Linked DNA regions of Homo sapiens: regions 1 and 2 are each linked to region 3. The links are chromatin contacts, found by Hi-C or POLR2A ChIA-PET in ENCODE. All regions are on one chromosome and are shown on one strand. Each heading gives the region's core, a stretch centred on a gene start or an enhancer-like site at or near the end of the contact. The rest is flanking DNA. Distances are from core to core; before and after follow the strand shown. Region 1 holds the start of LINC02541 (long intergenic non-protein coding RNA 2541). Region 2 has its middle 17 kb from the start of RFPL4B. Region 3 overlaps LOC105377956 (a long non-coding RNA gene).

Region 1 (3,873 bases), core at 403-2,902, 530 kb after region 3:
CCTTTGCATGATGGAGCCCAGTTTACTCCTCAAATTCAAACTGCAAGAGCTTTGGGAGAATTACATTGTTAGCTTTCCATACTCTAAAATTCAATAAGACAAGTCAGAAGTGGTTGTTGTTTATATTAAGTGAGTCAATCCCTAGTGTCGTCCACCCACTTTTTTTGAAAATTATTTTCCAAAATATCTTTTACAGCCTATATGATAGGCTAAAAGATGTCATTTCATTTTTTGTTTGTGTAAAATGGCAAAGATCAACCTGTCCTGTGAATGAGTATTCAAGAAAAAGTAATTAACATTGCTATCAGCAATTTCCTTGTATGCATCAACCAGTTGGGTGAACTCATATAAATATTCCTGCTGATTTCTCTATTAAAAAATGCTTAGAGAATAGACAATTTAGGAGATTACTGCTACTCCAGGAGTGGCCACTTTAGCAGGACTGTTGACATGGAGACTTTCCATGACCTTACACACATGTTGATAAGAATGCCTGTGGCCTCTGGTTCTCATCAGTATTGAGTAGATTGATAATATTCTCAGTGGTCTTCTCATAGCGAGTCCAGCAAACCATCAACAAAGTAAAGCTAATAAGAGAGGGATTTTTTAAAATCTTTCAGCAGAGAAGCATTAGGGCAAGTTATATTTATCTGATCATGTACTACTATTTCTCCCAGGGAGTGTGAGAGGATGGGGAGCCGATAGTGTTCCATGAAAGTAGAAAAGTTTTCTGATTCACCACAAAGATGAATTTGTTTTCCACATAATGAATGTGTAGTATTTGATTCTCCCCACACTAAAGTGGTTCGGTTTATTTTTACATCAAGTAAATTTTAGCCATCTCCCTTGCTTTATTAATACTCTCTAACCCAATTTCCTTTCATTTCAAAACCACCAATGGTGAGGAAGGGTAAACAATAAGAACGACATGTAAGAAATTGTGGTATCCAAAAACAAAACGAAAAGCCCTATTTGCTTTACCTCATGTCGTAATTTCCCAGACTTGTTCCTCTTGGCAGTGTTGAGCTCCGCGTTTTCTCCCAGGGAGCAGAGCAACTTCTTACAAAACCTTACTTCGTGGGTTTTCCCAGGTGCCTGTTATTTCCTGAGCAGCACATAGTAGCAGTCCCTTAATCTTTACAGTTCTGAAAGTTGGCAAAGTGCCTTCAGAAAGTCTTGTCTTATTTCAATTGATTCCTTTGCAACAACCCAATAGGAGTCAGGACATGTATCATTATTTCCAGTTTATAAACAGCAGAAACTTCCATTTCTAGAGGTACATAACTGGCTTACACTATGATAAGCCACGACATGGAGATCAGAACCCAAGTCTTTGGAGTGTAAATGAGGCAGTCTTTCCCCAGGACTCCTGTCCTCTTACCAATACATCAGTGAATGGCTGGAAATAAAAATTTAATAGGCAATGACTTCCTGCTGTTCTCTAGTCTTGCCTACCCAAATCCTCTTCACACTCAGAAAATGCACATGAGACACTATTGACAAAACTAAGTACAAGTTTCGAAGCATTGACCTTTGAATAGGAAGGAAAAAGAAAAAAGAAATTTGCAAGCATAAATTTGTATACTGCTTACCTCATAAGTTTTACCCTTTTTCCTCCAGACCAACCATTTCTTATAGTCTGTTCCTAACTCCTCCTGGCTTCTGCCTAGACTTGCTGCTGACAGCCTTTTTTGTCTGAGTAAGTTGTATTTGCCCCTGCAGACTCTGCTCAGACTTTTCCCAGGCTGGTCAGGAGAGTCCTCTTCTGATCCAGTCTATTTCTCTTCTTATCAAATTATTAAAATTTCTGCTAAAGTGTACATAACCCTCTATAGGATATGAGCCCATTTACGTTTCTTATTTATCTTGCGTCCTCTGTATTTAACTCAGTGCAGGGAATTTCAGCACTGAAATGTCTGTGGAATTAGGATTTAATAAGCAATGGTTTTATTGGCTAGGAAATAGCGGCAAACAAAGGTGAGCCTCCAGAGGTGTAACTTCCCTATCCAAACTTTCTCTGTGGGGACTGAGAACCTAGGAAGGGAATGAGTCACCTCCTTTTACACGTTGCCATGAGTTGGTCTAGAGAGGGGAGTAGAACAGACGGAGTGAGGCCAAGGGTCCTAGGATATAAGGGTACACCTGTGGGTACTGTGGTGACCATGGAGGTGCCCCATTCAAATCTTCCTTCCAGAGGACCCGCAGCAGAGAAGAGAGCTGACTAACAGCCTTCTGATGCCCCACCTTTAAGCTGGTTGCAGCGTTCAAACCAGATGCTACTTTCCACGGGCTGCTCCCAGATAATGGCATAGTGCAGTGGGGATAATAGGACCAGGCCACCTCTGCCTGACACAGAACTCCTCTAATGAGAAGCTTCAGGTCTTGGAGCCGGGGGATCCTCACTGGCCTGGCAGAGACATTCTTAGAGCTGCACTGTGGTCTGAGGCTCCTCCCAACTCCGTCCTTCCTTCTTGCTCTCCTTTCTCAGACCCGCATCAGGGGCTGAAGGCCATCCCCGACACCTCATGCTCCCTGCCCGTTTTTCCTAATAAATCTCTTGCTCATCTAATCCCATTTTGACTGGGTCCTTTTTAGAGGACCCAGACTGACAGAGATACTTCAAGATTTAGGGCTAAAAGTGTATTTTTTAAATGCCACTCAAAATCTGTAGACCACTATCCAGAATTTAACAATGCCCTACTTAGTCTTGAGCTGTGTAGTAGTTTAGAGTTAGAGCTTAAAATACAAGATAGAAAAATAGGTTCTGCTTCTGCACATCTGAGGTACACACAGGCAAAGTGGAGGGGCAAAGGAGCCCAGGCTGGCCTGCCACTGGTGCAAGAAGGATCAGGCTGCTGTGGAATCCTGTGACAACTGGACTGTGGCCAAGTCATCGGGGTACCACATGGGTTGAGGAGCACGGAGCAGGCCTCTGACAGCCACAGAATATAAATAACACAGCTGCCTCCGCCACTAGCCAGCTGAGGAGAGCCACAGAGAAGAGGAGAGGGCAAGAATTAACTTGCGCATCAGCCCCTGAAATGGACTAACACTTCCATTGTTACCTTGTTTTTAAAATTTTAATTTGGTATTTTGGCCGGGTGTGGTGGCTCATGCCTGTAATCCTAGCACTTTGGGAGGCCAAGCTGGCAGATCACCTGAGGTCAGGGATTCGAGACCAGCCTGGCCAACATTGCGAAACCCTGTCTCTACTAAAAATTCAGAAATTAGCCTGGTGTGGTGGCACATGCCTGTAATCCCAGCTACTTGGGAGGCTGAGGCAGGAGAATCACCTGAACCCAGGAGGCGGAGGTTGCCGTGAGCCAAGATCACACCACTGAACTCCAGCCTGGGGGACAGAGCGAGAATCCATCTCGAAAAAAAAAATATATATATATATATATATATTTTTTTTTTTTTAATTGGGTATTTCAAACCACTTTATACGTTTGTTGTGTTTGTGGATATTCATACCAGAAATGTATGTAAATATGAGGGTTGTGACTTGGAAGCATTTTATTGTATGGGGAAATCTTTGAGATGCCAAACAGCAAATAGTTAATTAACCCTTTAAAAAACCTCCTTCACATAAAGACCCCAAGCTCCATGAGAACAAAACCTCTAGTTCCTTAAAAATAGAGCACTCAGTCACCCAAACATGCTAGGCTGAGTTTCACTTCTTTCACAGAATCTTCTAAGCCACACCTAAACTAAACTATCAGCCTCTCTTTGATCATGTGAGCAGGTAAATTAAGTAACAACAGGTCTACACGGAGACACTTGGATAAATTACAATGTCTGGTTTACTTATCTTTGTGGTATTTCTGAACCTAATATTAATGTGATTTATAATTTTGCCATTCTTCAAAATAA
Region 2 (3,882 bases), core at 958-3,457, 790 kb before region 3:
CTTTAGTCCCAGGTGAATTGGGACAGTTGGCCACTGTAGGTTTGGATATCGGGGGACCAGCCCCCGATATTTCAACATAGGTTCTTTTCTATTTTCTCTAAGTGTTGGCCGGTCTGATAAATAAAGGGAAAGAGTACAAAAGAGAGAAATTTTAAAGCTGGGTGTCTGGGGAAGACATCACATGTTGGCAGGTTCTGTGATGCTCCCTGAGCTGCAAAAGCAGCAAGTTTTTATTAGAAATTTTCCAAGGGGAGGGAGTGTACGAATAGGGTGTGGGCCGCAGATATCACATGCTTCATAGGCCAATAAAAGATCACAAGGCAGAAGGTCAGAGCGAGATCACAAGGTCAGGGCAAAACTAGAATTGCTAATGAAGGTCCATGTCCTGTTGGGCACACATTGTCATTGATAAACATCTTAGCAGGAAACAAGGTTCAAGAGCAGAGAACCGGTCTGACTAGAATTCACCAGGCTGGAATTTCCTAATCCTAGCAAGCCTGGGGGTGCTGCAGAAGACTAGGGCGTGTTTCATTCCTTATCTACAACTGCATAAAGCAGACACTCCCAGAGTGGCCATTTTAGAGACCTATCCCTGGGAATGCATTCTCTTTCTCAGGGCTGTTCCTTGCTGAGAAAAAGAATTCAGCAATATTTCTCCTATTCACTTTTGTAAGAAGAGAAATATGACTCTGTTCTGTCTGGCCCCACAGGCAGTCAGGCCCAATGGTTACCTCCCTTGTTCCCTGAAAATCACAGCTATCCTGTTCCTTTTGGATGCCCAGATTTCATATTGTTCAAACACACATGCTGTACAAGCAATTTGTGCAGATAATGCAATCATCACAGGATCCTGAGGTGACATGCATCCTCAGTTTACGAAGATGATGGGATTAAGAGATTAAAGTAAAGACAGGCATAGGAAATTAGAGAATTGATTGGGGAAGTGAAAAATGTCCATGAAATCTTCACAATTTATGTTCAGAGATTGCAGTAAAGACAGGTGTAAGAAATTATAAAAGTATTAATTTGGGGAACTAATAAATGTCCATGAAATCTTCACAACTTATGTTCTTCTGCCATGGCTTCAGCCCGTCCCTCTGTTCAGGGTCCCTGACTTCCCACAACATTTGGACAAATCCACCATGTGGGCTGATCAAAATTTTCTCTTTGTGTCAAATAATAATGACAACAACAAAAACCCCACAAAACCCCAGTGCTTTCAACTCTTATTTCCTTAATTAGAAACAGTCAAAGACACTGATTTCAAGTTGCAAGGAGCACAGCCAGATTTATTTACATACTTGATTTCATGTTTATTTTTCTTGTAACCTGAGGCTGAATGGTAGAAGTAAACATTCTCAGATCAAAATGGATCAAGTTGGGTCTACATTTTGAACATCAGATATTTGAATACATTCCATATCTGTATCAAGAGATCGTTTATTTTTGCCATCTCCTCATTGCTTAGAAATAGGACTTACGACAAAAGACTCAAGCATCTTTACATTTGTAGGACCACAGTACCATGAGAGGAGATTCAACTCTTGGCTTCACTATTCTCATTTTGGTTTATTTCATTTACAGTTTATTCACCCACTACACCATGCATCTTTTACTCCCCCTCTGGGAAGAAGTAGAAAACTGCATCAGTTTCTAGGACATTCCATATCAAAGAGACACAATGAAAACTGGCAGCAAGTGGCACTGCCATTGAGTGACTTCTCCCTCAACCATCTCTGCTGTGTGGTGCAATTTAAGGTGGATGAATGGCATACTCTGGGCTCCAGGCCAGCTAACTGGCCCTGGGGGAAATCATTCACACCCACGCTGATGCACACACCCTTTAAACTCTCTTTCCTGCCCTGCAGCCCCCCAGATGAAATCCTTATACTCCAGGAAGCAGCAGGTCCTTTCATTGCTGTCTCTGGGCTACAGGAATCAAAGAGCAAAATGAATGTTTTCCTCTGAGAACTGGCACTGAATAGAAGGAAGGAAATGCCTACTCCAATTCAAGCATGTTTTAATCTCTGGAGAAGTGGGTACTGGGGAGGGGCAATATTGGCTGAGGAATCAGTGGGAAAGTCATAAATTTTGTCTCTTATCCCAGCAACTAAAATTCTTCCTTTAGAGTGCCACCCACTCTTTTTTTTTTCTCCTAAAAGGATTTGGATAATGAACAATCACTTTCTAAATTCTCAAGTTCAAAAATCTCTCAGTGGAGGAAGAAAAGGGAGTTTTTGAGTAAATCTCCAAAGGCTAGATGAATCATTGAAAAACATGCTCAGAAATTTCAAGATTCACACACACCTCATGAATATACCATCTGAATCTAATCTGAAGAATCTGGCACTAAAACAAATCAACAGTTCCTTACCTCTTCCTCTCTTTGACACTTTTAATATCTAACAAGGCCAACTCATTTAATTTTTTTAAAAACAATTATCTCTCATTCAAAGATACAGATGAATAGTAAAACACCAGTGTGATCGACTTCTCAAAAGTCTGACCCACAGTCAGACAAAAACAGATTGGTGGTGGTGTGGGGGGAGGGGATTCTACATGTCAAGTGACATGGACTCATCACAATGTCAGTGTCCCGGAAACCTTAAAAAAAAAAAAAGTGGTGCTTGTGCTGGCTGTTCTAAAGTAAATGAGATTTAAGGGACATGACAAGCAAATAGAATGTAGAAACTTGGAGCTTAATTCTTAATTGTGATAGTGTGATTATAAAGGAGAATGCCTTTTTTCTTAGGTGCTACATGCTGAAGTATTTAAAGACAAAATGTCTTGACATGTCCAGCTTATTTTTAAAAGTTATCATCAATGAGAGACAGAGAATGACAGAAAGAAAAGGAGGCAAATGTTAAACAAACAAACAAATTCTGGGCTAAATATTGATTTGGAGCTCGCACTGGAAAATTCCCTGTTGCTTGTTCAAGTCCAGGCAAGTCTATGAGTTCGCCAATTGGCTTCAGGGTATAAATTGGACTATTTTGACACGTTCTAAAGATCTATCGTTAGCCTGGCTTCCATTCAAGTTTTAGCTAACAGGAAGCACTTGATTCTCTGAAGAGGTGTGTCAGAGCAGAATTACTTACAGATGTTCCTTACAGACATATTCCAAATTTGTTTCTCTCAATTAATTTTTCAATCAATTTCTACACCCACTTCATTAGATTTTACATTTAATTTGCAAGTAAAATGGCATTTGCATTTTCTTGAGTAACTGTGTCCCTTCTATTCCCTCCCATCCCCATTTCTAGAATCTCAATTATGTTATGATACGTCCCACAATAATTGCATTATAAAATGTCATGAACCATGATTATAGGGAGGCTATTCAGAAAAAATTCCCTCACTGTCTATTCACACTAAAGCCTTGATTCATAAATTTGAAAAAAAAGTTCCATGGTTATATGAGCCAGTGGAGAATCTTTGTGTTTTAATAGGTCAGATTGCCCAGGGTATTGGACCTGCTCATATATGGGAGTTTTTGAACATGATTTTAAAGTAAGTCTTTGGAGCCTCTTTTAACAATATCAAAAGTAGTTTGAAGGAAATTTACTTTTTTTTAAAAAAGAATCCTCATTGCAAATTTGACCATTTTATTCTTTTGTTGGGTCACCATTTTTGAACATCTGGCAGTCAGCACATGGGTGCAAAAGGCTCATCTTCAGCAGTTCCTTGGCAAGATCAGTAACCTAAAAATTCGGCCCTAATTCTTTGATATCTTTGAAAGACTAACCTCTCTGTCCATTGCTTACTCTTTCGTTCCACTTGTACTTGAAGTTTCATTTTTTTTTTTCTCAAAAGCATTCTGTAATTGAAGTCATTCCAATGGAAATTTTAGTGATGCTATGCTGGGCATTGTGCGGGGCAATG
Region 3 (3,993 bases), core at 38-2,537:
TTTGGCAAAATTTCCTGCCGTATAAGAAATAGCTACTTAAACTTTTTGTTTAACTCACTCCCATGGCTTTAAGGTTGCTTGGTGTTTATTTAATAAAAAATTAATAACAACATATATCCATATAATATTTTTATGGACATATTACTTTAACAAACTTCTTGTCACTGATATGTCCGGGATTCTGTTCTTTGGCCGGGACAGGGCAAGACTTATTACCTTCAGGTAGAGAGGAGACACAGAGGCTCAAAATGGTTAAAAGACTAGTTAAGGATATAGAGTTTGTTGATGGCAGAGGTGAATCTGTTACTGAGGGCTTCTAATTCCTACCCCAGTGGTCCAAAGAAAACACTGACCCAGAGTATCAACACTGCACTTGACTTACTAAAAGTGACAAACTGTACTAATGGAAGAAGCCACATCACCAAAAATCCAATCGTACTATTATTTCATAGGCAGACACCTATTGTGTAGGTAGCCCCCTACACATTTTGGAGGAGAAGCCAAAAGACACAGTAAGTTCCACAGTAGAAAACATGACCTTCCATCTATTGCTTAAATTATAACATCAAAGATAAATTCTGGTCCTTCTACCTTCTAGCTATGAGATCTTGGGCAAGTTATTTAACTTTTCTAGGCTAGTATTTATCGATATAATAGGCATAATGCAAATAGCAACCACAAAGTAGTATTGTGAGAATTAAATGCATTAATGCAAGTAAAAGACTCAAAATAGTGCCCTCACATATTAAGCATTTAATTATTGTTAACTATGACTTAATTGCCCATAAAAATAATTCAGGAAATTCTTTTTAAGGAGTGTAATGAGAGATCACTCAAGTCCAATAAACATTATTTATGTGTAATATTCACTACAGCTACACATTCTCAACTCTTTGAAGATCAGCTATTTTTCCTGTTGAGCAATTCATTAGTCATGGTTCTGGTCTTGAGAAAGCGCATGTGGAGCTGAAACCTTACCTTTCCTTCCCTAAGAGAACCAATGTCACCCACTCTGCAGTCACGATTGGATAACTGAAAATCTTGTAAAGAGAAAAAAATGTTGCTTGAAGGCCTCAAATCCTAGACATGTTTCTGATTCAATTTGGTCAATTATTTTTTTCTCTTTGTGATACAAGTATATAAATACTGATTCTGTAGCCTAATAAATGAACTGAGTGTGAACTCCTTGATGAAGACTCTTTCATGATAGTGATTAATGGGCTGCAAATATTTTGAAATAAAAACCTGAAACCACAAACTAGTCATATAGTTGGCTAAATATTTTGTTTGGGTGCTCACATCTAACCTACAGATAACCTTGTGTTAACCCTGTATTCCAAACCAAGAAGGAAAGGCTGGGGTTTTCAAGAGGGCGATTTGTGGTTTGGGTTTGGTCTGTCTGAAAAGAGCTGTGGCTCACAGTCTTAACGAGGTTCGTCTTCCAAGTCTCTGACCAACTGAGCAGAGGTTCTCACAGAAGCAAGTTGTGACAGCTGGAATTTGGCATCCACAGCTTCTTAGAAAAGGCTGCTGATCCCAGACTGATAGTTTTAAAACCTTAAAACAAGACTGTTACCATTCTTGAAATTTGTTTCAGCAGGCGCCAGGGAGGAATGTTACTGCCCCTCATTGCTAGACGGGAGTCTCGTCCCAGCATAACTGAAGATCTTCTGGGCTCTGGGCTCCTGCCTCATTCAGAGATTATGTTTCCCTGTCTGTGGCAGGATGCTGGCAAAACCACATGCTTTGTTTAAACATATGGAACGAGTGGTAAGATCAGCAAAGGCCCTTAAAGCCAATGTCAAAAGGCCATCACCATATGAGAGAACTGAGCAAAATGCACTGAGGACAAGCAATTTGTCTGAATCTTGCAGAAGTAGCTTTTAAATCCTTTATAAAAAATTAAGATTTATTTTTGAATTTTGATACATCTTGTCCAGCTTGTAATTTGTTCACTCTCATGCAAAAGAAAGCATACATATGCTATTAACTCTTGACTATGTAGAATATAAAACTCACTTTGTAGGTGATTCATGGTCTTTCATTTCCCTCTTTAATTTTTCATTTTTTCTAATGCTTTAGGACTAAATTATTTCTTCTATCAAAAAAATAAAAGTCAGCAAGGAATAAGAAACTAAATGTTTCCTTCTTTGTAGCATCTTTGAGAAAAACAACTCTCAACCCTGGAGCACGACTTTGTGATTGGTGACAGTTAAAGACCATAAAATATTTATGTGAGGATATGTAATTTTTTCTAATATTTCAGCTTCTTGTTCTGTCACTTACTAGTGTGTGATCATGGGCAAGACTCCAAACCTCTAGAAGCCTAAATTCCCTACAGTAAACAATAATAATAAAGTTACGTGTTGGTTGTGTGGATTTAATGACTAAATATGAAAATATTATTTGAAAACAATAAAATAAGTGTTACATTATATTGTTATAATCTTTGCTCATGGTAATTCAATGAAATCTTTATATTTTCTGATATTTATAAAATAGAATTTAAAATTATAATATTGATAGATTTATTAAGTTAAATAAAAGTTTTATTTTTAAGTCACACAAAATTGAGAAGGAAAAAGAAAATAGCAAACCGTGAAGAGTTAGACCAGGCCAGTTGGAGTCAGAACTTTAATAATTACCTCCTAGAAGCTGGAGGGGTCAGCCAAGAGGTACTTCTGGTACTGTGGGACTCCAGCATGCCCCAATGGCTCAGGAAGGAATCCTGGGCTTGAAATTTCAATTGCTTTAGTCATCATCCCTTTCAGTGTCAGTGAAAGCCAACTGTAAGGACAAATTCACAGAAAGAGTTAACAGGATGAGGGCAAATAAAGACCCAGGATTGAACTCTGGGGGTAGGGAAGGAACAGTATTTAAGGAATGCTTGGAAAAATATGACTATCCAAACCTGAGAAGCAATACCTAGCAAATTAGGAGGAAAACCTAGACTGAATGGTTTTTCTGAGACCTAATGGGCAAAATTCCAGCAAGGAAAATGTAGTCATTTGTTGTGCTGTCAATGCCACTGAGAAGTCAAATAAGATGAAAACTGGAAAAGGTACCGTAAAGAGGCCAGTAATGAGATTGTATGAGCAGCTTAAATGAAATGAGGGAAGGGTCTAGATTTCAGTGAGTTGAGGTTGGACTAACAATGAAGTAAAGAAAGACAGCAAATGTGGAACACTCCTCATCTTTTTGTTTTAAGGCAGGAGACACTTGATATTGAAAAAATATCTTTAGATAAATGAGAAAGAAAGTGCAATCCCAGGAGAAAAAGAAGGATCACTGATGGAGTAAGTTCTCTTAGGAGCTGAGAGGGTGAAATACTGTGCATTGGCAGGAAGATTAGATATGAGGTGGAGAGAGAAAGAATGGAGGGAGATCAGGATAGTACAGACAGGGAAGTTTACAGGTTTAGAAGCAGGAAAGAAATTGAGCATCTCTATTTTATATATGAAATACTCAACCTTAGTATGCTGCTATATATATTATATTTAGTATATTTCAACAGAGCTCAATGCAATGAAAATAAAATGGGAAAACTTAATTTGAGCTATTCATCTTTATAGTTAAATAGTGACCAAAAGAGGTGCAGAAACAAAACACTATAAATAACTGTTTGCTCATACATTTCAATTAATATATTGAGAGCTTAAGAAGTGTCAGAAAGTTTGTTTTTACTGAGGGTACAAAAGAAAAAGTGAGATTTAGTTCCAACATGAAGGATAATAACTAACCGTACAAGGCTATGGCTTGACTGTAAGAATTCTTAACATCAGAATGGACTCCTTGCAAGAAAATCAAGTATTTTACAGCTAGCTGGAAAGCACCATGGTTACTGTTTTGTCTGGGACTATTTAATAACTAAGCATGGACCTGTTGCCTGGGTGGGGATTGACAATGTGTCTTGTTCAGGCAATGAATCTCTAGAACACTTCTGAGGCATTTAAGACTATGAAATTGAATCTTGTGTGGCATAAAATCAGTCCC

What was found. A loop is a pair of places that touch in the nucleus more often than their neighbours do. ChIA-PET counts read pairs that join two places held with the same protein, here RNA polymerase II (POLR2A). Pooled maps may share reads with other maps.
Region 1: a map of mammary epithelial cell shows a loop between it and region 3 (7-fold over the local background). The contact joins the promoter of LINC02541 here to the enhancer-like site in region 3. A Hi-C loop is called at or near these places in 5 of 168 maps with a recorded cell type or tissue (Calu3, PC-9, chondrocyte and 2 more) and 3 of 50 pooled maps. POLR2A ChIA-PET finds 5 or more read pairs at or near these places in 2 of 52 experiments (A549 and PC-9).
Region 2: a map of endothelial cell of umbilical vein shows a loop between it and region 3 (3-fold over the local background). The contact joins two enhancer-like sites. A Hi-C loop is called at or near these places in 2 of 168 maps with a recorded cell type or tissue (IMR-90 and endothelial cell of umbilical vein) and 2 of 50 pooled maps.

What each region holds. Positions count from the first base shown.
Region 1 is chr6:113,648,423-113,652,295 of GRCh38, forward strand. LINC02541 (long intergenic non-protein coding RNA 2541) reads right to left here and starts at 1,653. Exons shown (of 3, transcript NR_125844.1): 1 at 1,593-1,653.
Region 2 is chr6:112,328,509-112,332,390 of GRCh38, forward strand. No RefSeq gene overlaps it. Among named protein-coding and RNA genes, the nearest start is that of RFPL4B, 17 kb to the right of the region's middle. RefSeq lists an enhancer at 147-732. Within about 2 kb of position 2,208, at least 2 of the 41 ENCODE cell types and tissues checked have a DNase peak (open chromatin) inside an H3K27ac peak, as active enhancers do.
Region 3 is chr6:113,119,469-113,123,461 of GRCh38, forward strand. LOC105377956 (a long non-coding RNA gene) reads right to left here. Exons shown (of 4, transcript XR_942894.1): 4 at 2,654-2,787. Among named protein-coding and RNA genes, the nearest start is that of LINC02518, 310 kb to the right of the region's middle. Within about 2 kb of position 1,288, at least 7 of the 41 ENCODE cell types and tissues checked have a DNase peak (open chromatin) inside an H3K27ac peak, as active enhancers do; they include PC-9, endothelial cell of umbilical vein and mammary epithelial cell, where a contact is called at or near this core.